Regions from separate parts of the Mus musculus genome. Here all the other regions are linked to region 3. The links are chromatin loops, found by intact Hi-C in ENCODE. Cell type or tissue: heart. All regions are shown on one strand.

The links. Peaks named below come from ENCODE experiments on the same cell type or tissue, not always from the same donor. Only the 100,000 strongest peaks of a DNase experiment are listed, where the experiment ranks them.
Region 1: a loop joins it to region 3, with 3 times the contacts of the local background. A loop is called at or near these places in 16 of 42 quality-filtered maps.
Region 2: it touches region 3 in a loop (3.0-fold over the local background); 9 of 42 quality-filtered maps call a loop at or near these places.
Region 4: a loop joins it to region 3, with 16 times the contacts of the local background. A loop is called at or near these places in 27 of 42 quality-filtered maps.
Region 5: a loop joins it to region 3, with 3 times the contacts of the local background. A loop is called at or near these places in 18 of 42 quality-filtered maps.

The regions. Positions count from the first base shown.
Region 1 is chr5:100,779,801-100,784,800 of GRCm38, forward strand. Helq (helicase, POLQ-like) reads right to left here. Exons shown (of 18, transcript NM_001081107.1): 9 at 3,158-3,397. Among named protein-coding and RNA genes, the nearest start is that of Helq, 16 kb to the right of the region's middle. In heart, no CTCF peak of the experiment used is centred here; no DNase peak of the experiment used is centred here.
Region 2 is chr5:100,817,055-100,822,054 of GRCm38, forward strand. Abraxas1 (BRCA1 A complex subunit) reads right to left here and starts at 3,881. Exons shown (of 9, transcript NM_172405.3): 1 at 3,777-3,881; 2 at 1,463-1,553; 3 at 908-944. The coding sequence starts at 3,863. In heart, a CTCF peak has its summit at 2,690 (motif pointing left); a DNase peak (open chromatin) is centred at 3,917; H3K4me3 peaks cover 1,794 bases; H3K27ac peaks cover 1,314 bases.
Region 3 is chr5:100,672,687-100,677,686 of GRCm38, forward strand. Coq2 (coenzyme Q2 4-hydroxybenzoate polyprenyltransferase) reads right to left here and starts at 1,570. Exons shown (of 7, transcript NM_027978.2): 1 at 1,303-1,570. The coding sequence starts at 1,555. In heart, a CTCF peak has its summit at 2,460 (motif pointing right); DNase peaks (open chromatin) are centred at 1,585 and 2,455; H3K4me3 peaks cover 2,065 bases; H3K27ac peaks cover 1,468 bases.
Region 4 is chr5:100,912,197-100,917,196 of GRCm38, forward strand. Gm36793 (predicted gene, 36793) reads right to left here and starts at 1,496. Exons shown (of 3, transcript NR_168093.1): 1 at 1,417-1,496. It overlaps Gm36740 (a long non-coding RNA gene), which reads left to right and starts at 997. Exons shown (of 3, transcript XR_389418.1): 1 at 997-1,077. In heart, a CTCF peak has its summit at 3,123 (motif pointing left); no DNase peak of the experiment used is centred here; H3K27me3 peaks cover 229 bases.
Region 5 is chr5:100,792,061-100,797,060 of GRCm38, forward strand. Helq (helicase, POLQ-like) reads right to left here. Exons shown (of 18, transcript NM_001081107.1): 2 at 4,294-5,000; 3 at 604-782. Among named protein-coding and RNA genes, the nearest start is that of Helq, 4.0 kb to the right of the region's middle. In heart, a CTCF peak has its summit at 2,186 (motif pointing left); no DNase peak of the experiment used is centred here.

The sequences.
Region 1 (5,000 bases), 110 kb after region 3:
TGCTCTTCAAGGGCAATTGAAGAGTCTATAATTTGCATTATCGACTTCCTTATTTATAAATCTCAATGGCCTATGTAGATTGGTGAAAGCTTGAAGAAAACAAAATGGTGGAAAAGTAAGAGAACACAGAAAAATGGCTGCATACAACAAATACAGTAAAGAATTTGGGAAAATTGTAAACAGTATCCACAAAAAATTCCAGAGGGAATCATATCCAGTGTTTTCAAGCAGACTTCTACAAGAAGTATATCAGAGTTTTTGAAAATTTAAAATGCATTTAAAATCTAAAGATGTAATGAATAAACATAACTAATAGAACTGGAAAAAGCTAGTTTGCTCTGTCCCGACACCCCATGTGTACAGTTGCCACTGTATTCATCCCACGTCCTTTTACCCCATCCCACTTTGCTAACCTTCTACTTCTGGGTCTTTAAAAGAAAACAGATTGGGGGGGCTGGTGGTACTTGGGTTTGAACCTAGAACTTTCTAGGTGTTAGGCAAGCACTCTGCACTATACTGTCTTCCAGCCCACTAAAACTTGAATTTTATATGGAAGGTAAAGTTGGAGAAAAACAGCTGATAAGCTGTAACTTCACGTCTTTATCCCAGGCTAGCCTAAGTCATAAGAGAAGAGAATGAAGCTCATGGAGAGATGGAATACAGAAATGACCAGCAACAGCTCTGAGACAAAGGATGGAGCCTCCCACCAAGTGCCACGCCCTAACAAAAGACAGTGAACTGGGACTGCAGGGATTACATGAGCAGGCTGCCTGGGCTCCAACTTGGCTTTGAAACTCATCTATTTGATGTGACATTCAACAAGCAAGCAAGCAAGCAAGCAAGCAAGCTATCTATCTATCTATCTATCTATCTATCTATCTATCTATCTATCTATCTATCTATCTATCATCTATCTATTTTTTTTTTTTTTTGAGACAGGGTTTCTCTGTGCAGCCCTGGCTGTCCTGGACCTTACTCTGCAGACCAGGCTGGGCTTGAACTCACAGATCCGCCTGTCTCTGCCTCCTGAGTGCTGGGGAAGTTCATTATTTTATAGATTTCAATTGCATAAAATATTGGTGATAAATCATGAGGGCTGACTAAATGAATGCACATTTATCAGTTAGGTGCCAGGTGTGGGAGCTGGTGACGTAGGGACAGGAGGGAAGGACACACCGACCATAGTAAGCGCCATTACTCACCATGAGGAAAATGGAAGGGTACAGGGGAAAGTGCAAAGCTGCAAGAGCGGCTGGCTCAGTGGCATGGTACCGGCCTCCAAGGCTGACAGCCTGGCTTTATCACGAGGATTCACAAGGTGGACGGAGGAAACCAACAGACTCCTGAACCCTGAAGCTCACCTCCGACCTCCACGGTCACACTGCGACATGCACGCTCCTCTACCTATATATTACATATTATATCCTTCTCTATTTCTATGAATATAGAAAGAGAGCTTTGGGAAAGCAGACAACTACAGGCCCGCACAGACACAAAGCTGCTTCCATGCTGGGAATGGTGGTGCAGGCTTCAATCCCAGCAGGTGGACCTTTGTTTTAAAGGCAGGTCTACATGGTGAGTTCCAGACCAGCCAGGGCTACACAGTGTGACCCTGTCTGTAACTAGATAAATAAATATACATAAATGTGAAGGGGGAACAGCATAGCTAACGACTATGTCACTGAGACGAAAGACTGTATATCCACCAGAAAAACATTCTATTTAATGTTCATAAACATTTTGTGAACATAAATTATTTGCTAGAGCCCCTCTCCCCCCAAGGAATAAGTTATAAAGAGAAGCCAATTATACAGTTTTCCACCGTTCGGTAATATCCGAAAAGGTGACATAGGGTCTGACCTACAAGAGTTTGTGGTGATTGGATATGCTCAGCCATGGGGAGTGGCACTATAAGGAGGTGTGGCCATGTGGGAGGAAGTCCATCACTGTGGGCTGGGCTTTGAGGTTTCCTAGAGCTCAAGCTCTGCCCAGTGTGGAAGAGTCTCCTCCTGGCTGCCTTCTGATCTAGATACAGATCCTGCCTACATGCTGCCATGCTCCCACCATGATGATAATGGACTGAACCTCTGAAACAGAAAGCCAGCCCCAGTTAAATGTTGTCCTTCATAAGAGTTGCCTTGGTCATGGTGTCTGTTCACAGAAGGAAACCCTAACTGAGACAAAGCTATTCTGTTCATGCCAGGTGGCAGTGATGCAGGCCTTGAATCCCAGCACTTGCGAGGGAGAGGCAGAGGCAGGTGAATCTCTAAGTTCCAGGCTAGCCTGGTCTACAGAATGAGTTTCAGGACAGCCAAGACTACACAAAGAAACCCTGTCACAAACACATACACACACACACACACACACACACACACACACACACACACACACACACACTCTAATGCATTCAGATGGTATATTAGTCAGGGTTTTACTGCTGTGAACAGACACCATGACCAAGGCAAGTCTTATAAAAACAACATTTAATTGGGGCTGGCTTACAGGTTCAGAGGTTCAGTCCATTATCATTAAGAAATAATGAGAGCATGGCAGCATCCAGGCAGGCATGGCACAGGCAGAGCTGAGAGTTCTATGTCTTCATCCAAAGGCTGCTAGTTGGAAGACTGACTTCCAGGCAACTAGGGTGAGAGTTTTAAGTCCACACCCACAGTGACACACCTATTCCAACCAGGTCACACCTATTCCATCAAGGTCACACCTCCAGATGGTGCCACTCTCTGGTCCAAGAATATACAAACCATCAAAGATGGCTTTAATCAGCCCATTCCCTGTGAATTAAACACAGGTCAAGCAAGGTTCTAGACACTGAACTCCACCCCTGACTGGCTTTCCAAATCAGTTCACTAACATTTCAAGGAGATCTACTAAATGATCTCTCTCAGTCTTGTCCAACCTTCCCAGAAGTAGATTCAGATCTGATACCCCAGGAGACATTATAATGCCTCTAATTCCAGTTCTAGGAAGGGGGCTGAGGCAGGACTCCCTCCAGTTGGACCCTGTCCCACAGGGAGAAGACACAGACAACCAAACACAGAAGAGAGGGAGCCAAGAGGGAGGGACCTAGTGCCAGGAAAAGTGGCTTTTCATTAAGACATTAAAGGAAACAAACCCACCAACTCAGCGGAGGAGAGCTTACCTCCGTGCAGGCAGATTGACCCCTGCTGCCAGGGTGGACGTGCAGGTCAAGAGACAGAGCACGCCTGTGGAGTAAGCCTCTTCCAGAAGCTTCCGCTCTTCGCTAGTTAAACCGCTGTGGTGATAGGCGATGCCGAAAGGGACGGTGCGCTTCAGGACAGGACACACTTTACCATTGCCGATATTCCTCAAACTTTTAATCACTTCGCATTTTTCTTTCTCTCTGTGGTTTAGATAGTCCCTAGAAAAAATGATCCATCAGCTGGGACTGGGGGGACGGCTCAGCAGTTAAGAATGCCGACTGCTTTTTCAGAGGATGGGGGATCAGTTCCCAGCACCCACATGGCACCTCACAACCAGTTTTAGGGGATCCGGTGCCTTTTAGTGATCTCTGAAGGCATCAGGCATGCACATAGTGGGTGCATGCATGCATGTCATGAATTATAGTTGGAAGTGCTTACCATTTTCTTTTAATACATCATGTTAACATCCTTTTTAGTTATATATTACTTCTATCAGTATAAGTACACAAAATGTTCTTCGTGTGTATTTTGTATGGACATGCATGTGTCTGCATCTGTGTACTGAGTAAGTGTCTGCACAGAGGCCAAAGGCCGACATCAAGTGGTTTTCTCATCTCTCACTAAACCTGGAATTCACTATTCAGCAAGACTAGCGAGCCAGTGAGCTGCAAGGGGCATCTTTGTGTCTCCCCAGTGTTGCATTTCAGGCGAGTGTCATCATGCCTGGCTTTCACACGGATGCTAGGGATCCAAACTTGGCTTCTCTGACTGAGCCTTCTTCCCAGCCCCCATAAAACGCTCTTTTAACTTTAATTCTTACTTCATTAACCATTAGAAAAACTCTCCAAGTCTTTTTGTGGATCATAGAACCTCACAAAAATAAAACTAAGGAAAAGTCCAGCTATTCATATAAACACAACACTTCAGAAACAATTTCAGAAGCTTCACGGACTTCCTGAGTTTTGTTGCTAAACTTCGTATGATATCAGGTTAGATCCGCTCTAGATATTATGATTATTTCTTCTACAATATATGTCTTTATGGAAGACGGTCTGTCTTATTTTAAGATACACATTTTCTGCTCTGAAAATGGAAATGTAACATAGAGCTAAACAATATCTAACACTGACACTAGAAAACTCAACAATATCTTAAATTATGCTAAAAAGCTTTGTGGTTTTATATGAAAGCTTAAATGGCCAATTCCCTTAATTCCGTTAGTTTTTAAATGTGTGTGTGTATGTGCTTGTGTATGCGTGTGTGTGTGTGTACATGTGTGCATGGGTGCAGGTATCTATGGAGGCCAGAGATGCTGACTCCTCTTAGAGCTCGGTGTCAGAAAGAACTCGTCAGGCCCTCAGGAAGAGCAGGAAGTGCTCACAACCAACAACCACCATCTCTCAGCCCAGCGTATTTTGCTTTTTTGTTTGTTTGTTTGAGCCAGTGTCTCATTATGTAGGCCTGGCTGTCCTGGAACTCAGATGTGGACCAGGCTGGCCTCAAACTCACAGAGATCCTCCTGCCTCTCCCTTCCAAGTGCAGGTATTAAAGGCATGAGCTCTCAGGCCTGGCTGTTTTGTTTCTCAAATAATCAAAACCATCATTGTGAAGGCAGACTATCAATCATTGAAATTCAACTCCTTGACGGTTCCCTAAACATTTTTATCATTCTACCAGCCAGTAAATTTAATCCTAATTTAGACCAGTCTATGCCAGTAGGATTGGGAGGGAGGGTGGAGAATAGCCTTATTAAAAATTCCCATCGGTAGTCTATGACTACTGAAAGCCTCAGTAAGGGCCAAACGGGTGTAAAAGTTAAAA
Region 2 (5,000 bases), 140 kb after region 3:
CAAGTCCCAGGACAGCAAGGGCTACACAGAGAAACCCTGTCTTGGAAAATCAAAAGCAAAAACAAAAAAAACAAACTATGTTTTAGGTTTCAATGACCTGTTTTCAAGAAACTTGTAGACTTCTGAAATGAGCAAATCAGTGTATTTGCTGACACTACTAAACTAGCCCAGACACTACTAAACTAGCCTGATTCTTAATGTAGTTGCCCGGAAATACAGGTTCTCTTAATCCTTTGCTGATCCAGAAGGCCCTTCAAGAAGTCTTTTCTAGGAGGTTCCACTAAGAACTCCCCGTTCAATGACTAGACCTGCACGTCCAGTGTGTAAGAAGGGCTGTAAGCAGACTGACTCCTTCCTGCTTTATCAGTCTGAGAACACCCCAGGCTGTCTTGTCATACTTTCTTCCCCACAGATCCCTCTTTACCACGTATGCCTTGTAACTCCCACCGTCTTAGACATGTATACACTGTGTGAGAGTGTACGACACTCATTCTTTTTCTCCTGTGGCTGATATAAATCATAAAACAGTCTTTAAAATAACACCATCCTACGGTTGTGTCTGTTTGCTTGGTGACTGTTAGTGACATTAAAGTACCTGTCAGTCATGAGTTTATATATGCAATGAGAGGATTGTGTGTGAGAAGAAAAGGCAATTCTCAGAGAACACTGGTTTTTCAGAGGCAGTAGAAGCCAGCTAAGGGTAACACAACTAATGAAATTACAGATGCAGTTGATGTGGACTAGTGTACCTTAGATACTGAAAAAAAAACAAACAAACTTCTATGTAACCAAGACACTCAATTACCATGTCTGGTTATGAAGACACTGTTAGTTTTTAAAATTATTTACCTTGCAAACAATTGTCACAATGGATAATTTACTTGTTTTTACTAATACTATTACTCACCTAAAAAGCCGGTAGCATGGGATATATTTCTGAATGTCTAGGAGAAAAAGGATTTCTAGTCATGAGTGTATTAATTGCTTGCCCACTGCCCACCACCCTGAGGAGCGTTTGGCCTCCCGCTAGCTAGGAGCTTCACTATGCAGAGCTCATCCCTCTTCAGACCACCCTAAGACAGACCACGCTCACCCAGAAATCAAGTGACTCCCAGACATGCAGGGCTAGAAATCCAACCTGGAGTCCCACCTGGAACTGCAAGTGTTACACTCCCTAGACAACAGCAAATGTGTAGAGCTGTACTTCTGATCCTCCTGCCTCTACTTTCTTAGTGTGAGGATTACAGGTGTGTACCACTGCACCCACACTTTTGGTTTTTTCTTTTCTTTTCTTTTTTTTTTTTTTTTGGAGTGCTTTTCAAAACATTACCGTATATATGTTAACAGTTTAAACACACACATGTGTATATTCCCCAGAACAACTAAAATATAAGAGTGAAAGTAACACTTATGCTGCTTGTCCTCGGCATGCAAACTACCAAAACAGAACTAAGTGACTCACCAATTGTATAAACAACTTTAACGTTGTCCATCTGTGAATCAGTAATGCTATTCTTGGCTTCACCTTTCATTTCACCGAGGAGAAAACCTTCCTATGAGAGTAAACAAAAGAAGCAGTATATGAAACACACTGGCTAGGGTCAATATTCTATCTCCTAATCATATCTTCTCAGAATTTCACAATATACAAATGTGTTATAGGTAGTGGGCACATGGGTAACTGGGAAAGGCTGAGAGGGAGACAGAGTGGAACTGATTTGTTTGTTTGTTTGTTTTGAGACAGGGTTTCTCTGTGTAGCTCTGGCTGTCCTGGAACTCACTTTGTAGACCAGGCTGGCCTTGAACTCAGAAATTCGCCTGCCTTCTGCCTCCCAAGTGCTGGGATTAAAGGCGAGCGCCACCACGCCAGGCTGAGTAGAACTGACTTTAAAGGGCTTGGTAATAGTTTGGGAAGGCAGAGAGTGAAGCACCCCTAACTCAAATGCATAAAAGTTTTAAGTCTGTTTAAGAGCTCAGCTGAGCAGTTTGTCTTGAAGCGCAAGGCTTCTGTGGACAGTTGTAACAAGAGGGTAAAGTCCCACAAGATAATCCAAATGAGCAGCCCAAGTCTGGATTTTACACATATTTCTGAGTGTCAGTGGAGGTTTCTTAGCTATGGAATGCTAAAGTGATCAATGTTTTCAGATGTAAATCTGTCTAAAAATTATTAAAAAAAAATAAAGATTTGTAATTCAGTTACATCTGCTTCCCAGTGGGTCTACTGTGTGCCTGTTTTCTTTTAAAATACAGGCAGCCTTTTGAGTTTTTGTTTTGTTTTCTCATTTCAGTGACTCAAGTTTTTTCTTTGGGTGCATTTAAAGATCAAGTGAACTCTTCTATTCATTAAAATTGGTTTATAATGCCCTGCCTCCATTTCATCAAAATAATCGAACGACCAACCAAACAAACATAGGAATGTCCCAGTCTTTTAACAGAATCAAGTGGGTAAAAATCTGCAATTGCAAATGTTCTTGATTTTGATACTCCCAATGTTAAAAACTAGGAAAAGTACCAGTCAATTCTAAGTACAATTATTCAGAAACCAACTCTAAAAACTTTAGTTGAGCTGGAGGGACGATTCAGTCATTAAGAGCAGTGGCTGCTCTTGCAAAAGAACAGGATTTAGTTCTCAGCGCCCACATCTTTATCTCCCATTAAGTTCCAGGGGATGTTATGCCCTCTTCTGGTCTACTTGGGCACTGCCCATGTGTGATCCACAGATGCTCAGTAAATGACTCTTCAAACAAACAAACAAAAGTTAAAATATCTGAGAAACTAGGGTCAAACACCAAGATGTAGTGTACAAGGGCTAATCCTATAAACTACAGACTTAGGGCAGTTTACTTATGTTCACGCTAAACATCTTCTAAAATAAGTCCCACAGATACACACACACACGTGTTTGTGTTTAGTATGAAGTTTGTGTATCATCCTCCCGTAGAGCCATGCTAATGTATCATCCCATTATGTGCTGCCCGGTGAGTACCTCGCGCATTCAAAGATGTCATTTGTTTCCCCCTGGTATTTTGATGTACTGCACATCAAAATCATTGTACACTCCTATCACTGGGACTGTGCTGAGAAGCAATTTAGGCAACGCAGATCTGACACTTAAAGCGAAGGACTCAACAGTTCAAATACCTTACTCCACACTGTTCAGTATGGTGCTCTCTGCACTGTATTCGTGCAGACCCCAAACTCATTTTAGATGTTTCTAGTTTCTTTCTTTATGTTACTAAGAACTTAATACAAGATGCTACTGCCAGACCTCAAAGTTTTACGGTAAGTTTTTAATCTACCAAAAAAAAAAAAAAAAGCCTTAAAATTTGTTTTCAATGTCACTCACGGGCTTCGAAAGGAGGCAAAGGCTTAAAAATGCATTTACACATCTGATCCTGGACAAGGTGCGTTTGTAACGGAAAGTAGCACAGAAATAGCCGGATCTTACAGCCTCATGCCAGGGTAGCCCTACAACTAGCCAGCCCCTTGCGGCTGGGTGCGGGGTCTGGCTCGCCCCTGCTCGTCCTCCCGAGCCTCGCGACGCTCACGCGCTGCGAGTAGGACCCGGCGCCGGGATCCTTCGCACAGCAGGGTAGCGAGGCAGGTAAGCTGCCCGACTTTCGTCGCCGAGCCGGAGGCCCCGGGGAACTTTCCTCCAAGCCCAAGGGCGAGCAGAGAAAAAGGGCCCGGATGAGAGCCCGGGAGGGCGCCCTGCTCCGCGAACCCACGGAGCGAGCGGGGACTGCGGGCGGGGTCGGCAGCCGCGCCCGGCTCACCGTGTCTGAGTCTGTGTTGAGATGATGGAAAGTGAGCGCGCCGAGCACGAAGCCAGACAGCACCCCCAACGTGCTCTCGCCCTCCATACTGCCGCCTCGGTCGCTGCCGCCACAGCCACTATCGCGGAGCATGACGGGAGGCTGGAGCGTAGGGGCGGGGCTTGAGCCTGCGCACCGGGAGACGCGGGTTGTAGGGAGCGCGGTGTCCTCTAGCCGGGTAGGGTGCTTCTTTCATCAGCTTGGCTGAGACACCTGCAGCATGCATGGAAAACACTGTTTATGCATAGTTTAAGGCTACTAATGGTTGTAAAAATAAGAATCGCTTAGCAATATTTTAATACCACGGATATGTCTTTTTGGGGTTTCCACTGCCCTTCATCTATTGGAACTTATGGAAGATCAATAACCAGTGGTGGGTGGGAATTATCTTCTCTAGAGTATTCCCGCTGTGTTGCGTTATTCTGTCTGTGTGTATTTGATTCTTTGGTTTGTTTGCTTGCAATTATAAAGTTATGAACTGAGTCTAGTTTAAAGACTATGTATGTTTATAACATTGTGAAAGTTCAATGATAAGCACGAACATATTGTGTTGGATCATTTGATATGACTAAAGTAAGTGAGAAGGTGAGGGATTGACATGTATTTCACACGTGTCATACACAATTTAAAAAGCCGATGGTTTTTAAATAATTGAAACTTGGCAAAGTGGCATGCTCCTGAATTGCATTAGTATTGCATGTCTCAGTTTTGTTGTGCAATAGCCAGGATTAGCTTGTCAGTGGCAACATGGAAGAAGTCACAGCTCCACTCTGTGGTCACTAATAGCTTGTGGAGTTCTCCTCCCCCTAGGAAAGGAGAATTTATAGAATACATATGTATAGTGCCGGGCGGTGGTGGCCCACGCCTTTAATCCCAGCACTCGGGAGGCAGAGGCAGGCGGATTTCTGAGTTCAAGGCCAGCCTGGTCTACAGTGAGTTCCAGGACAGCCAGGGCTACACAGAGAAACCCTGTCTCAAAAAACCAAAAAAAAAAAAAAAAAAAAGAAAAAAAAGAAAAACATATGTATAATACATATGTATTATAGAATGTGTATGTATTAATATATATTCCGTGGTACTATCATATGTATCACATATATAATTATACATAATACATGTAAAGGCCCATGGTATTTAGTTTTCATTACATGAGCTAGCCACCAGAGTTCAAGGCTGGTTGTGACA
Region 3 (5,000 bases):
GGAAATGGAGGCAGGAGGTCAAGGTTAGCCAAAGACACATATGGGACCCTGTCCAAAAACAAACACCAAACCCAAACGGGGCCACGTTGGGGGTCCTGGATAGGTAAAGGCAGAACAAATAAGTTTGGCATTTGGATGTTCTTCCATACGCTGAAACTGTACATACTGACATCTAGATTAGCTGGAATTCAGTTGTATCCCTCTTCCTACATCTTTCCAGGGTTGCAGGTCAGGCTCCTAGTCTTAATGTTTCAGCACTAAGTCTGTTTGTTTGGCTTTTATTTCAGAATATAAAGCCCAGACTGACTTGCAACTTGAATCAGCCCTCCTGCCGTTGGATGTTAGACTATAGATGTGAGCCACCATATTTAGCTACCCTTGGATTTTGAAAATATTTCTCCAAGACCTCTCTACTCTATAATATAGCATTTCCTTTGGAGTACTATTTTTTTCAGTTGTTCGAACTCTGGAGACAGTAAGTTATTTTTCTTTTCCTGTGCATGACCTATACCTCTGATACTTTTCCATACTTTCCTAGGTTATCAACTGTCTTTTCCAGCCAGAAACAAATTCTTTCAAAGCTGGTAGTTTTCCTAGCTCATTCTGTCACTAAGGCCAGGTGACTTCATCTACAACTCCGGGCATCGTTTTACCAACTAGACAGAAACCTTGCGTGCAGACGGAGCTTATATTGTGTCACAGGTGTCAATAGTCCGTGAGCACTTTGATGAAAAAGACTGAGAAAAAGAAGGTCATAGAGAGGCTTGTGTGAGTTTACGTTGGCGGGCAATTCTAAAGCACGATAACCCGGCTGTGTTCAGATGCTCTCAATCTTTGTAACCGGTGATGAGGGGGAAAAAAAGCCCAGTAGTAACACTTTTGGGGTCCTTCTGGTCTGGCTCTGACGAGGAGCCTTGATTTCAATAGTCTTACTTACATGCCCCTTGGGCCTTACATAATTGGAGGCAAAAATCGAAAACTAATGAATGCAGAAATGCTTCAAAACTGCAAATCAACAATCAAAAGCTTCGTGAAAGCAAAGGAGCACCTGCTCACATCTGAATGGGGTAGGAGTGGTCTGGAGTTTGTGGAATGGTCTGGGAATATGTGATTATCAACGTCCGCCTCCGGGACTCCCGGCTCAGAGCGAGGGAAAATCTGCGTGTCCCTGGCTAAGGTCCTGACCGAGTCCCGAGGGGACTGGCCCAATGGGTGCATCGCAGCGGAGTCGCGGTCACTGCGGCCCTGCTCCTCAGGCAGGCAGGCTGTCGAGCGCAGCGCAGCCCAGCCCGCCCCACTCACCTATGGGCTTGTCCAGGCGCATGAGGCGCAGGTAGGGCTGCAGCGGGCGGGGCGCCGAGTTCACCACGGCCGCGGCCGACAGGCTGAGAGCTCGGCCCCGCTGCGTCCCGGGGGCCGGGGCTCGCCGATCCCGCGCGCCCGGAACCCCTGCGCTGCGCACCAGGGCCAATGGGAGCCCGCGCGGACCTCGCAGCCATGCGGACCGAACGGCCCGCAGGCCCCGCGCGAGCCCCGCGCCTCCCCAGCGCAGCATGGCGCCAGGCTGGACGCCGGTCGGTGGCGTCATCCAGGGCGACGGGCCGCGGGCAGGCATGCGCAGTGGTGGCGCGCGCGCTCCTGGAACTGGATTTACAGACCGGGCTGAGCCGTATGGTGCTAGAAATCAAACCTGGGTCCTCTGTAAGGAGAGCAGCAGGTGCTGTTCACCGCTGAGCCATCTCTCCATCTCCAGGCTTCTTAATGAACTCAAAAGGAGAGTGTTTGTTTATTTGTATGGAATAGTTCTACCATAAAAAGAAAAACTTAAGTCCAAAAATGTTAACTACATGGAATGTTCACCTTCTAACACTAAAAGGGAAACAAAAAGCCAAATCAAATTATGTAAATTTTTATATATGTATATTCATATATACATATACTCATATATATACATATATATGAATTTAAGTATATCTATCTATATCTATATACTTAAGGGAAATTCTTTACTCGAGGTGAACCTAAGTTTGACAGCTAAAAAGGATGCAGTTTCACTCAAGAACAACTTCATAACCAGGTGGTGGTGGCGCACTCCTTTAATCCCAGCACTCGGGAGGCAGAGGCAGTCAGATCTTTACGTTTTCGGCCAGCTTACTAAAGAGTGAGTTCCAGGACAGCCAGAGCTACACAGAGAAACCCTGTCTTGAAAAATAAAACAAAGAAAAACAAAACAATAACCAACTTTATGCGACCCTTGTTAATATAGTTGGCCGTTGCATGTTTGCAGGTACCTGGTATGTGTTATTCCACGGTAACCCCTCACTGACTGGCTCTGGACAAGTCGCTTATCTGGATTTTAGTGTTTTGAGATGGTGGTGTATCCTTTTCGGTGCCCTTCCTTAAAGCCTATGAAGTGAGTTCTGTGATCCTGGCCTGGCGCTTGAGGAAGGTGCAGCAGGGGGCGCGCTGGCCTTTGCAGTCTGGGAAGCGCTGCTGGTCCTTTGATCTTTTAGCTCCATCTGCTGCTTGCCAGTTGAGCTCCTCTACAGGTTTGCGGCCTTTGAGGCTCCTTTCTTTTCCCAAAAGTTGCCTCCACGCTGTTTATTTTCAAGCACCCTTTCAGGTAGCATAGGTGCCGCCATGCCAAACACGAGGCTCTTTCACACTTGCACACTATTTCCATTTGCCTGGAGTTCCCAACACAATATTTAAAATGCAAAAATCATTGCGAATGCTTTCTATTTTAGAGGGAAAGGATGATAAAGCTGTTTTTTAAAATTGCTTTTTTTTTATTTGAAAAAAATGTATTTTAAAGTCCACTAACTTTTTCACTCTCAAACCCATTTCAACTTGTCCTGCAGTGGTAGTAGGACATTATAAAAGTAAAGACTAGACTGAGTCCAAAGAATAGTTATTAGCATGAAGCAGGAGCGACCATGGCTCTCTGCCCTGTTCTGTTAACTCCATAGAGGGTCAATAGCAACCTTTTGCTTTTGTGACATGATGTCTGTGGCCTTCCGTGGGAGACACACACACACACACACACACACACACACACACTAAATAACTAAATACATGGAATAAATGTTTGAGGTTTTGGGTTTTTTTGGTTTTTTGTTTGTTTGTTTGTTTTGTTTTATTTATTTATTTATTTATTTATTTATTTTTATTAGGTATTTTCCTCGTTTACATTTTCAATGCTATCCCAAAAGTCCCCCATACCCACCCCCCCAATCCCCTACCCACCCACTCCCCCTTTTTGGCCCTGGCGTTCCCCTGTACTGGGGCATATAAAGTTTGCAAGTCCAATGGGCCTCTCTTTCCAGTGATGGCCAACTAGGCCATCTTTTGATACATATGCAGCTAGAGTCAAGAGCTCCGGGGTACTGGTTAGTTCATAATGTTGTTCCACCTATAGGGTTGCAGTTCCCTTTAGCTCCTTGGGTAATTTCTCTAGCTCCTCCATTGGGGGCCGTGTGATCCATCCAATAGCTGACTGTGAGCATCCACGTCTGTGTTTGCTAGGCCCCGGCATAGTCTCACAAGAGAGAGCTATATCTGGGTCCTTTCAGCAAAATCTTGCTAGTGTATGCAATGGTGTCAGCGTTTGGAAGCTGATTATGGGATGGATCCCTGCATATGGCAATCACTAGATGGTCCATCCTTTCGTCGCAGCTCCAAATTTTGTCTCTGTAACTCCTTCCATGAGTGTTTTTTTGTTTTTTAAAGAAGGTAAAAATGGTTTCAAACTCATATGCCCTGGGAAGTTCTATTCCTGGACTTGGAAAGTATTCTTTTTGTGGAGAGGCTGTGAACCACAAGGGTGAAATAAATAATGAAAATCATTGGAGCAATAAGATAAGGTGCAGATTAAAAGCTAACAGGCATGTGAGCTTAAAAGGTCTCACTAACAAGGCAGACAAGAAAGATTAGGGAAACTTCAATGTTATTGCATTTAACATTCAGTAATGTAACTGAGCACTGGTCTTCATGCGGCCGTGCCTTTCTCATACACCTATCGGCTATTAGAAGTATCTTACCAGCAATTTGTATTGCATATGCCTCTTATTGTACATGCCTCTAAACTACTTTGACTCTTTCTCCCTCTCCCTCCCCCATCTCCTTCCTTCCTTTCTCCCTCCCTCCTTTCCTCCCTCCCTCCCTTCATTTTTTGAAGCTGGGTTGGGCTTTGTAGCTCTGGTTGGCCAGTAACTCTCTATGTAGACCAGGCTGACCTCAAACTCACAGAGATCTGCCTGTTCTGCCTCCCCAAGTGCTGTGATTAAAGAAAGGCACGTGTCACCATGTCCAGCTGCCTCAATAATTTAAAAAACGATTTTCATCTGGGTGTAGTGATGTGTGTGTGTGTGTGTGTGTGTGTGTGTGAGAGAGAGAGAGAGAGAGAGAGAGAGAGAGAGAGAGAGAGTCCACATATGTGTGTGTGAGTGTCTGGGTGTGCATGTGTTCACATGTGTGTGAAGTCAAATATGTGGATCTCAGGGATTTAACCCAGATCAGTCTCAGTGGCCAGCACCAGTGAGCAATGACTAACAAAATAGTCAAGTAAATTTACAAATATTTTTAAATAGGTAGCATACATCAACACAAAACCATACCTCTTACTTCACAGGGAATATGAGTCTATTCTGAGCCACATGCATGACTGTGGTTCAAGAACACGGTTTCAGATTACCCCAGAACCATGTTCCAACATAGAAGTAATAGTACACACCAAAAGGAAGGAATAAATCCTCTGGCAATTAGTTTGGGGTTGGTAGACTAAGTGAATACATTAAAAGGTTTCATGTGATGGTTGGATGTTAGTTCAGAGACAGAGGTTAGCAGTGACTGATTAGCAAGGGAACTAAAGATAGTTGTACTGACTGGTTTTGTGTGTCAGCTTGACTCAAGCTGGAGTTATCACAGAGAAAGGAGCCTCCCTTGAGGAAATGCCTCCATGAGATCTGGCTGTAAGGCATTTTCTCAATTAGTGATCAAGG
Region 4 (5,000 bases), 240 kb after region 3:
ACGACAAACCTCTATCTCCAAAAAATAGGTATGATACGGTTCATAAAAGTAGCAAAATCACAGTTACAAAGTAGTAGTGAAGATAATTTTATGGTTGGGGCCACTACAATGTGTGGGACTGTATGCATTCAAGAGTTGCAGCATTAGGAACGTTGAGAACCACCGCCCTAGATAGAGCCTCTGTCTGCCTTTCCCGTTGCTTCTCTGTTTCTCCCTTCCTCCTGTGCTCGTGCTGAGGAGGGAGGCTGTCATGAACCTGAAGCTTGCAAGGGCCCCGAGGAGCCTCAAGAATTGTGTGGGTAGGAACGTGACTTCTTTTCTGATTGGCCCTCCAGAGACTGGAGGCTGGGCCAACATCCAGAATGCAGCTTCTGACTCTGCGCCAGGTAACCCAGCTAAACCACATCCTGATACCTGCACGGTATTATTTTAAGCTGCTGAGCTTGTGGCAAACAGCTACTCAGAAGTAGGTGGCTGGCGCTCACCTCTCATTGAAGGAGCCTTGAAGGGGTGACTTAGCTACAGCCAAGCAGGGCTCTGCTCACTCACCACAGTTTCCTTCTTCTGCCAGGGAACGACATTGTCCCTAGGAAGCAGCCCCCAGCCAGCTGCTACATTTCTCAATGCCCCTTTTCATCTGAATGGAGCCATTGACTGGTTCTCAACAAGGAGAGTGGAAACCACCTGGGATGGGATTTTCTCCACTCTCTTAGCCTGTCTGCCAGTTGGAAGCAGAAGGCCAAAGCCCAAGAGCCCTAAGGAGCCCCAAGCAAGAGGACTTGGTACTTCACTTCCTCACATAAAGAGAGGTTACCCACTGATACGGAACAGCTGGACGACATTCATCAGACTGGGGAAAAATCAACCAACCAACCAACCAACCAACCAACCAACCAACCAGCCTTCATGATGTTAAGCCATAGACTTCTCAGGTTTTGTCTATTGTAGCAATGCATTTGTTTAACATTTTATCAATTTTCTTACTTCAGAAATGGAAAGTTGTTGTGATCGAATGAAACACTGGTCAAATTTTAAACTGTCATGAACTAATGACAGTGTCCTCACAGTGTCCTCGAGGTAAGTAACCGGAGAAGGAATTCCTTGCTCTCGGGGTGCTGAAGCTACAGAGCGGTTATGTGAGTCGAGGTCAGTGTGGAGAGCAGAGGTGGGGCTAAGCCTAAAGCTTCCTATCTCCTGCCAGATTGTCTTCCAGTCCTGCAAATGCATCTAGGAGTGGGCAGAGGGCGGGGCTTGCTGGAGGACATTTCTTTTGAACTTGAGAGAGAATGGGTGACTCAAGCCTGCTCGTGTGCATTGGAACCAAATGCCTCCCTCCACTTTGGCTTCACACTGGGCTGTCTGCTTATGCAAAAGAACCGAAGCTATGCCGTGCGTGTGTTTAGTTAAGAGACTAACCTGTAAGCCTTCCTGGCCCAAGGACAGTTAGCTTCCTGGAATCCTGGGGGCTGTTGTTCATGTAAGATTACAAGCCAGGTGTTGTTCACTTTTGTAAAAAAGGTTGGTTGCCCTGGCTCAGAAGGATAAGCTTGGTCACACATAGGTGGGAAGTATGTCATAATGTATACTTGCCTCTGATTGGATGAAGTCGATACATATGTAGCCTTGTGGGTTCTGCCCAAACTAATGTAACTAGCAACCATTTTCTGGGAATCCAAGGTATGGACCTGGCCAGTGTCCATTATCTTGGCAAGTGTTTAATTTGGTTTAAAAATTGTGATAGTGATTTTATTCTCTCCCAAGAGATCAACAAGCCAAGAAGGATTATCTATCTATCTATCTATCTATCTATCTATCTATCTATCTATCCATCTATCTCTATATCATTCTATCTATCATTCTATCTATCTATCTATCTATCTATCCATCTATCTCTATATCATTCTATCTATCATCCTATCTATCTATCTATCTATCTATCTATCATTCTATCTCTTTCTATCTATTTACATATATCATTCTATTATCTATCTATCATTCTATCTTATCTATCATTCTCTCTATCTTTCTATCTTCATCTATTATTCTACCTACCTACCTATCATTCTATCTATTATCTATCAATCAATCTATCATTCTATCTATCTATCTATCTATCATCTATCTATCTATCAATCTATCATCTCTCTCTCTCTCTCTCTCTCTATCCTATCTATCTAATCTAATTTATCTATATTTTGAGACAGGGTTTCTCTGTGCATCCCTGGCTGGAACTAACTCTGTAGACCAGGCTGGCCTTGAACTCAGAGAGATCCGCCTGCCTCCTGAGCACTTCAATTAAAGTTGTGTGCTACTGACACCCTGCCAAGTAGGGAAGTTTTAATAGAGTGTACAGAATTTTTATTATGGTGATAGGAACCTTATATTTTATCCAAGAGGTCAAGCCCTTCCATTTTCAAAACACCCATTAAAACCTCATTTAAAGGGGCTGGAGAGATGGCTCAGCAGTTAAGAGCACTATCTGTTCTTTCAGTGGTCCTGAGTTCAATTCCCAGCAACCACCTGGTGGCTCACAACCATCTGGGATCTAATCCTGTCATCCAGCATGCAGGCATACACGAAGATAGAGCACTCATATACATAAAATAAGTAAATCTTAAAAAAAACAAACAAACCCAAAAACCTCATGAAAAGACAGTGTTATTTGTGCAGTAAGCCGGAACCGGAAGTTGTAGGCAGAAGACTTCTCCAACTCACCAGTGCACTAAATCTGGGCTGAGATAGGGACACAGACTTGTGATATCCCGGTAGGTAACAACCTTACAGTAAAGCTCTTTGGCCCTGAAGGCTAATCAGGCTAGTGGATGGGTGGGTTATAGGGCTCTGTGATCTCAGCTGTCGCAGAGCATTTCATACAAAATCTCCTAAACCCATTGCAGGTTGATGTTGTCCTGAAAGAGATGGCCACACTATAGCTTTCCACACCTGCTTGGTTTTAAGCACTCCATGCAGGGTGCCCTACTCGGCACAGCTGTAACCATTGGAGTGCATTCGGAACCATTGAGAGTTTTCAACTGATTATGATTTGTGAATGTGGCTATCAGCTAGAATGGCTGGTTGGGAAGCCATGGAACGAAAGCTTGAGGAGAGCGCCATCTTGTGGACTTTACGTGTAGCATCGTGACTACATTGAGTTCAACTTAACTTGCTAGAAGTAAGTTTTTAAAACTTGGAAACAGAACCCATTTCAGCTGGATTCAACAGATCCCATGGAAGTGAAGGCATTGCGGTGGGAACTAGATCCTTGGAAGGCAGATCCAGGGTAGACCCGAGGTTCATTAGAACCTGCAATCTCTTCATTATTTCCAGCTGGCTTTATACACCCATCAGGAAGATAGATTGTTGCCCCAAACCACAATTTCAAATCAAATAGCGTTTTCATGTTGTGACTCAGCTATATAGAGAAAAAGCTTAAAGACTCTGGCCTCACTGGGTCACAGGTTAGTCATGCAGTTGGGTGAGTAGGACTCCATGGTCACCCAGCGCCTATCCCCCGTGATTGGGGGGACAGGAAACAGGGTAGGCTATGTTACCCCAGGAGGAGTGGTTGTAGTGAGAATATTTGCTGGGAAAGTGTGAAACCTTTAAAGAGTAACCCGTCCTGCTTTGTTCCAAAGGCCCAGCTTTTCCCCAGGCACGCTGTTCTGAAAGATCCTATCTTCCATTGTTTTCCTGAGGGCAACACAAGAGCTCACCCCCCCCACCCCCCCCCCTCCCGCCGCTGCCACCGAGGAGAGGACTCAAAGGCGCAGTGAGCTACTCAACAGGAGTCTGGGTTTTCAAGATGCTGTGTGTTCCCCAGGGGTCCAATACAGCATCCATTCCTGGTCCTCGAATCCGGGTCCACTAAGGAAAACTCTTGGGGTGGGAGTGATGGCTTCACAGTCAAAGAGCACTGGCTGCTCTTGCAGAGGACTGGGGTTTGATTCCTAGCGCCCACATGACAGCTCCCCACAGTCTGTCATCAGTTCTAGAGCACACTTCTCTCCTCTTCAGGCAACAGGTACATACCAATATGTGCAGGCAACACACACACACACACACACACACACACACACACACACACACGGGGGGGGGGGATAAAATAAATAAATCTTTAAAAAAAGAAAAAAATGACAATAAAGTCAATTTGTTTGGATAAATGTGTTTCGAGTTCATATGACAACATATCGTTGAAAAATCCCCAAAAGATTCCTGAAGGAGTCTTGCTTTATTGGGTCAAAGGTTTACAAGAGGTTCCCTCGTCTGATTTGTTGTTTCAAAGAATCAGCAATTTGAGACTCAAGTACCCAACAAGTATTGCTGTAGGGTCAAGGAACCTGCCCTTGACTTCTGTGTGTTTAAAGACGGGAGATATAGTCATAGTTCCATAGTACGCAGTATTATGGAGCTGGGATTGCGTCACAGACCACACACACACTTTGCTTAGAGCATTTACAGGAAAGGGTGTGTCTTTCATAGCTGGAGCTTTGAACTCTGAAGCCACTGACGTAGCAAACCTCATTGACAGAGGATAAGGAGCCTCCAGACTCAGGGGAACGATTTGGATTGATTTCAGATCAGAAGATACTTAGCAACGACTTGTCCAAAAATACGGGTCATTTTCTTCTGTGTGCTTATCACCATCATTATTTGCTTCCGTCTTTTGTACAAAGCAGAGTCTGGTCGGTGTGCCTGAAGGCCAATTTATCTCAAAGAAGAATATTCAAATCGATTTGCATCATTCAGTGCTAGTTTTGAAGCTCGTTGTCCTGTTGGCAATTCTAAAGCAATTTAAAGCAAAACCAAATGCGTTATCTTTAAAACATACGTTCAGTTTAATGATTGGGAGGGATGGATTGGCAGTGCACCGATGGAGGATGGGTTTCGACTTGCGATTAACCAGGCCTAGTTCTGATGTCACTTTTATTAGTGGAGTGACTTCTATCAAACTCCTTGACCTTTAGAGGCCTCTGTTTCGCCATCTGAGTAATTAGGGGGAA
Region 5 (5,000 bases), 120 kb after region 3:
GTGGGTCCAATCTAGGAACGCCTAGCTAGGAAGTGCTGGTTTTTAATAAGGCCATGATCTTTACCAAATAAGTACATGTAACTCTTTAATTATTCTACGTGGATGGGTGTTCTGTCTGCACACATTGTGTGCATGCAGTGCCAGAAGCCAAAGAAAGAGGGTGATGGATTCCCTCCGGACTAGAGTTACAGATGGTTTCGAGCCACCAGCTGGCTGCTCAGAGTCAAGCCTGAGACTTCCGGAAGAGCAGCCAAGGCCCTTAACCCCTGCTCCAACCCTGGTATGTGTCAGCTTTTAAACCATAATATGAAAACAGATTTTACTCGTTGCCTTTTATATAAAAGCCACATGGGATTGACTCATTTATCCTGATGAGGTAGTGAGCTGGTTTCTGGTTGAAAAAGCAGGCTAAATATTAACGGAACATTTAAGAGACCGCTCAAAGCAACTTAGGAAAAACTATATGCAGTTACTACTTGGAAACAGTCAAGCACTTGTACATACTGAAAAAATATCGTGACTCAGCTCAAAGTTAATACATGTGTGCTAGTCTTTAGATGTGAAAGCGTCGTATTAGAAAGTTACAGCTATTTAACCACACACCTTCTCTTGGACAATGGCCACATACGGAAGGATCATTAAGACATCTTTCTGTCGGCAGAGCAGCTCTTGCAGCATTAAGATCTCAGCCACAAGGGTTTTCCCGCCACTCGTTGGCAAGGAATATATTAAATTTTTTCTTTCTTGCACAGATCTTAGCGTTAAGCAAGTATGTTGCCAGTCTGTAGAATTCAAAGAAAAATGCGAGAGATTATTTTCCCGTCTATGCTCTCAGGACTTTTTTCTGGGAGGAAATCCAGTATCTCGACATGGCAATCTTCTCATGAGGAGAGATGTGATTCCTACAAATGGTCAATGCCCAAAGCCCAGAATGTGCACAGCCAGCAAGTCTGAGCTCAGACCTTGTCAACAGGTGGGCAGCTGGCTCACCCTTACAGTAGTTGCAGATGTCAGATTCCATCAAGGCAGATAAACAAACAAACAAACAAACAAACAAATAAATAAACAAACAAATAAAGGCAGATAAATCTTTTTTTGTTTGTTTGTTTAAAAGAGGGGTCCGGTGGCTCACGCCTGTGATCCTAGCACCTGAGTAGTGGAGACAGAGAGATCAAAGTTCAAGTTCACCCCCAACTACCTAGCTAGACTGGGTTCCATGAGGCCCTGGATCAAAATAATAATGGAAGTAATACAAAGTACACATGAATGCTAGTGAATGCTAGTATGTTTCCGCGTTGGTTGTTTAGCTTGCAGGTATGCAGACATATACATACATATATGCCATCCACCACTTGTATGTGCCTTGGTGCTCTGAGACTTGGACCCAGGACCCTGGAAGATCAGTGAGTGTTCTTTACTGTTGAACCATCTCTCTAGCCCAAGTGGTAGCATCTTATCATTAGAGAAACAAAGTAATCGATACATAAAAACAAGTAACCTACCAATAGGAAGGGGAAAAAAAAAATCCGCACACAGAAAACCCAGACCCAACTACAGAGGGAAGAAACCACTGTACGGTTTGTGAGAACATTGGCTGCCAGGTTCTTTTTGGAACATCGAGTTTCTTCTAGGATTCTCCATCGACACATAGAGGAGGGTGCACACAGTATGTGGGGGACATTTGTGACATCATTGTCTAATGAGTACAAGTTAACAAAGCTACTGCAGCTTTGTTAGTCACAGCTTATAAATGGGAATCTAAGGGGGTGAGAGGGTTCAGTGCACAGGGTCATTTGTGGCCAAGCCTTGATCCTAAGGACCCGCCCAGTAAACAGAGAGAACGAAATCCCACAAGTTGTCCTGACTCACATGTGTGCCCCACACATACAAGTATACAAAAATAAACAAATGGAGAAAAAAAAGTAAAAAACTGAGTCTAAATTTGAGCAATTTACACATACTATAGTTTAAGAAAACTCACCCCAAACTTAATTTAAAGGGCTTGGATATATTGTTTTTAAAAAGAGAGGCTAGAGTGTGTACAGACTTTTAATCCTGGTAAAAGGGAGTCAGAGGCAGGTAGACTGCTGTGAATTCCAGGCCAGCCAGGGCTACAGTGAGATCCTCCACAAAACAAGGCATTGGAATAGTTATGCCTGAGTAACAGTGAGAGTGAGATCTGACGCCCTCTTCTGGTGTGTCTGAAGACAGCTCCAGTGTACTCACATAAATTAAAAAAAAAAAAAAAAAATTAAACAGAGTTAGCTCAGTAGTAAAGTGTGTACGTGATGTGCAAGGCCTTACATTTGATCTCCAGACTATAAATAAACCAAAATATTTAAAATGTAAATATTTTCCGATTGGTATCAGCCACCAGTTATGAAACTGCAGGTGTTTGTACCGAAACTCAGCTACACAGGCGTGTGCACACGTGCACTTACCCTCACATATGCAAAGCTGTTTGCTGAAGCTTTCACTTAAGACACTGAATATAACTAACAGTTGTTATAATTATTGTGCACTTGGCAAAGAATCTAACTACACTGTTCCCCGCACCCGTTAGATAGATAAGGCACTGTGTAAGCAACAAGGCCAGGGTTAAAGAGGCTGACAAAACCTGGCAGTTGAGTTCTCTCCAAAACACAATATACTAAGCACAGTGCTAGCTACTTAAACGTTGCGTTCCATTCCTGTCCTAACCGAGCACTGTTACATGCCTGTAATCTCAGTATTTGGGACATAGATGTAGAAAGAGCATTGGTTTGGGACAAGCCTGTGCTATGAGATCCTGTTTCAAAACAGGAAGGCTAGGTATGTAGTTCAGCGGCAGAGTACCTTTCATGTCATGGGTTCAACGTCAGATACCACAAACTACCTATAGACTCCAAAAGCCAAACAAAATAGGAGAGGCCTAAAATCCTACCCTCAAGGAATCCCTCTGGCAGCAGACTGAGACTCAACAAAGCAGCCAGTGGAAGGGCAGAGGGAAGAAAGTTAGCCTGTACTTAGAGTAACAAAAGGTTCTTTGAGTATTATTGAGACAGGGTCTCATGTAGCCCAGGCTGGCCTTGAACTTGCTATGTAGCTGAGAATGACCTTGAAGTCCTGATCGTCTGACCTCCACCTCCTGAGGGCAAGGACTGTGGGGCTGCACACTACCCAGCACAAGACTGTTTGCTCACAAGCCATGTGCCTCACAATTTAGAATTTCTTGGATTTTGTGTTTATGCGGACAGTACATGTCTAGTCCCAGAGGTCTGAAGAGGGACTCAGATTCCCCTGGAGCTGGAGTTACAGATGCCGTAAGCCACCGTGTGGGTGCTGGGAACCAGATAGTCCTAAGTCCTTAGTTGCTGAGACATCTAGAATGTCTAGATTCTTACTGGCTGAAGGTAGTCTTTTGTTTCCTATCTTTCTACTTCAACCTGACTGTCTCCTGACAATCCACGTCTTCAAATACTTCAAAAGTTCTCCCAAGGAAGCTTCCAGTGACGGCTGATGGACTGATCTCCTAGTATGGCAGCTGCTGTGCCCTTGTTTACCATGGTCTATCTGAAATATATGCAAGGACACGGGGCTTTTGAAAAACATCACATAATTATTATTACTGCTGTCTTCTTAAAAAAATTATTTTTGTCTTATGTGCACTGGTGTTCTTCTTGCTTGTATGTGTGAGAGATGGTGTCAGATCTCCTGGAACTGGAGTCACAGGCAGTTGTGAGCTGCCGTGTAGGTTCTGGGAACTGAACCCTGGTCCTTTGGAAGAGCAGCCAGTGCTCGTAACGACTAAGCCAACTCTCCAGCCCCTACTGTAGTCTTTTCTGCACTTACATCTTAGCTGTCTTTAAATGCATTTTAATTTTAACTGCTATTACCAACTTCTTTCACTTAAGATTCTGAGCATTCAAAGGAATTGCCACAACTCTAAATGCCAAAGAAACAATAAAAACGAATCAGAGGAAGGTCAGAAGCAGAGTGTGAAGGGGTTGAAAACGGTAGGACACGTAGCTGCTCTGGACGCATGTCAGTGCTCAAGCTCCTTAGTCTTAGTCACTTACACAAGGGCACAGGAGTGAATGGACTGAAGACAAAGCCAGATACCTACCCTGAGAAGGACAATACACAAGGAAGGAAAGAAGTCCACGAGAGGGATGCAGGGTTAACGCAACTGATACTCTTGCTCATTCGAGATCAGAGACGGAACCAGGGAATCACCTGCTTCCACTGATTTGGTTTAATACTCTAATACTATTTGAACTATAAATTTGGTTTCCTTTTTATACAAAGCATTACCATATAGCTTTTTGATTCCTTTCAATTGAACGTAAAGATCTCTCACTTTGCTGGGTAGCGAATAAAAAGGACCAAGATCATCTGACGGTGACTCAATGGCTTTCTTGGCGACGCTGATCTCCTCAGACAGGAGCGCCTCTCTGAGGTGTTTACTCCTGGGAAATGCTGGGGTCTGGGCCCTGGCATTCCCAGCCATGGTACTTTTCAGATGGTCTTTCAGACTTTTTCTCCTGCTTGACTCTGAAGCAGCTCTGACGTTAGAGAAGTCATTATTTGGCTCGGGTTGCTCTGTGTGGCTGGAGACCAACTCTTCATGTGATGACTTCTGTGGGTCCCCATTTGTCTTCTTAGTGCACGGATCGCCCAAAGCTTCTGGTGAGTTCTGCGGATTTTCAAAGTATAAAATTTGAGAAGAAGGCACATCAAACGAAAGATCGCTTCCAGGTTCTGGTTCAGCAGGGACATCTAGGTGACTCTGCTTCTGGCCGTGCTCACTAGTTTCCGGGTCAGTGAGGTTGATTACAGTAGTAACTCTGAGGTTGTTTTTGAGGCCTGCTGAACAAAGGTCTTTGGTGCCAGAGTCTGCATCACGGTCCCCACATTCAGGCAGTTGCATATATCTCTGTTCCAGGTCATCAACGTGAGCTAAGAAGGAACTTTCTGTAAAGCTGTCATAGTCACCAAACATGTCCTCTTCGCTGTCATTT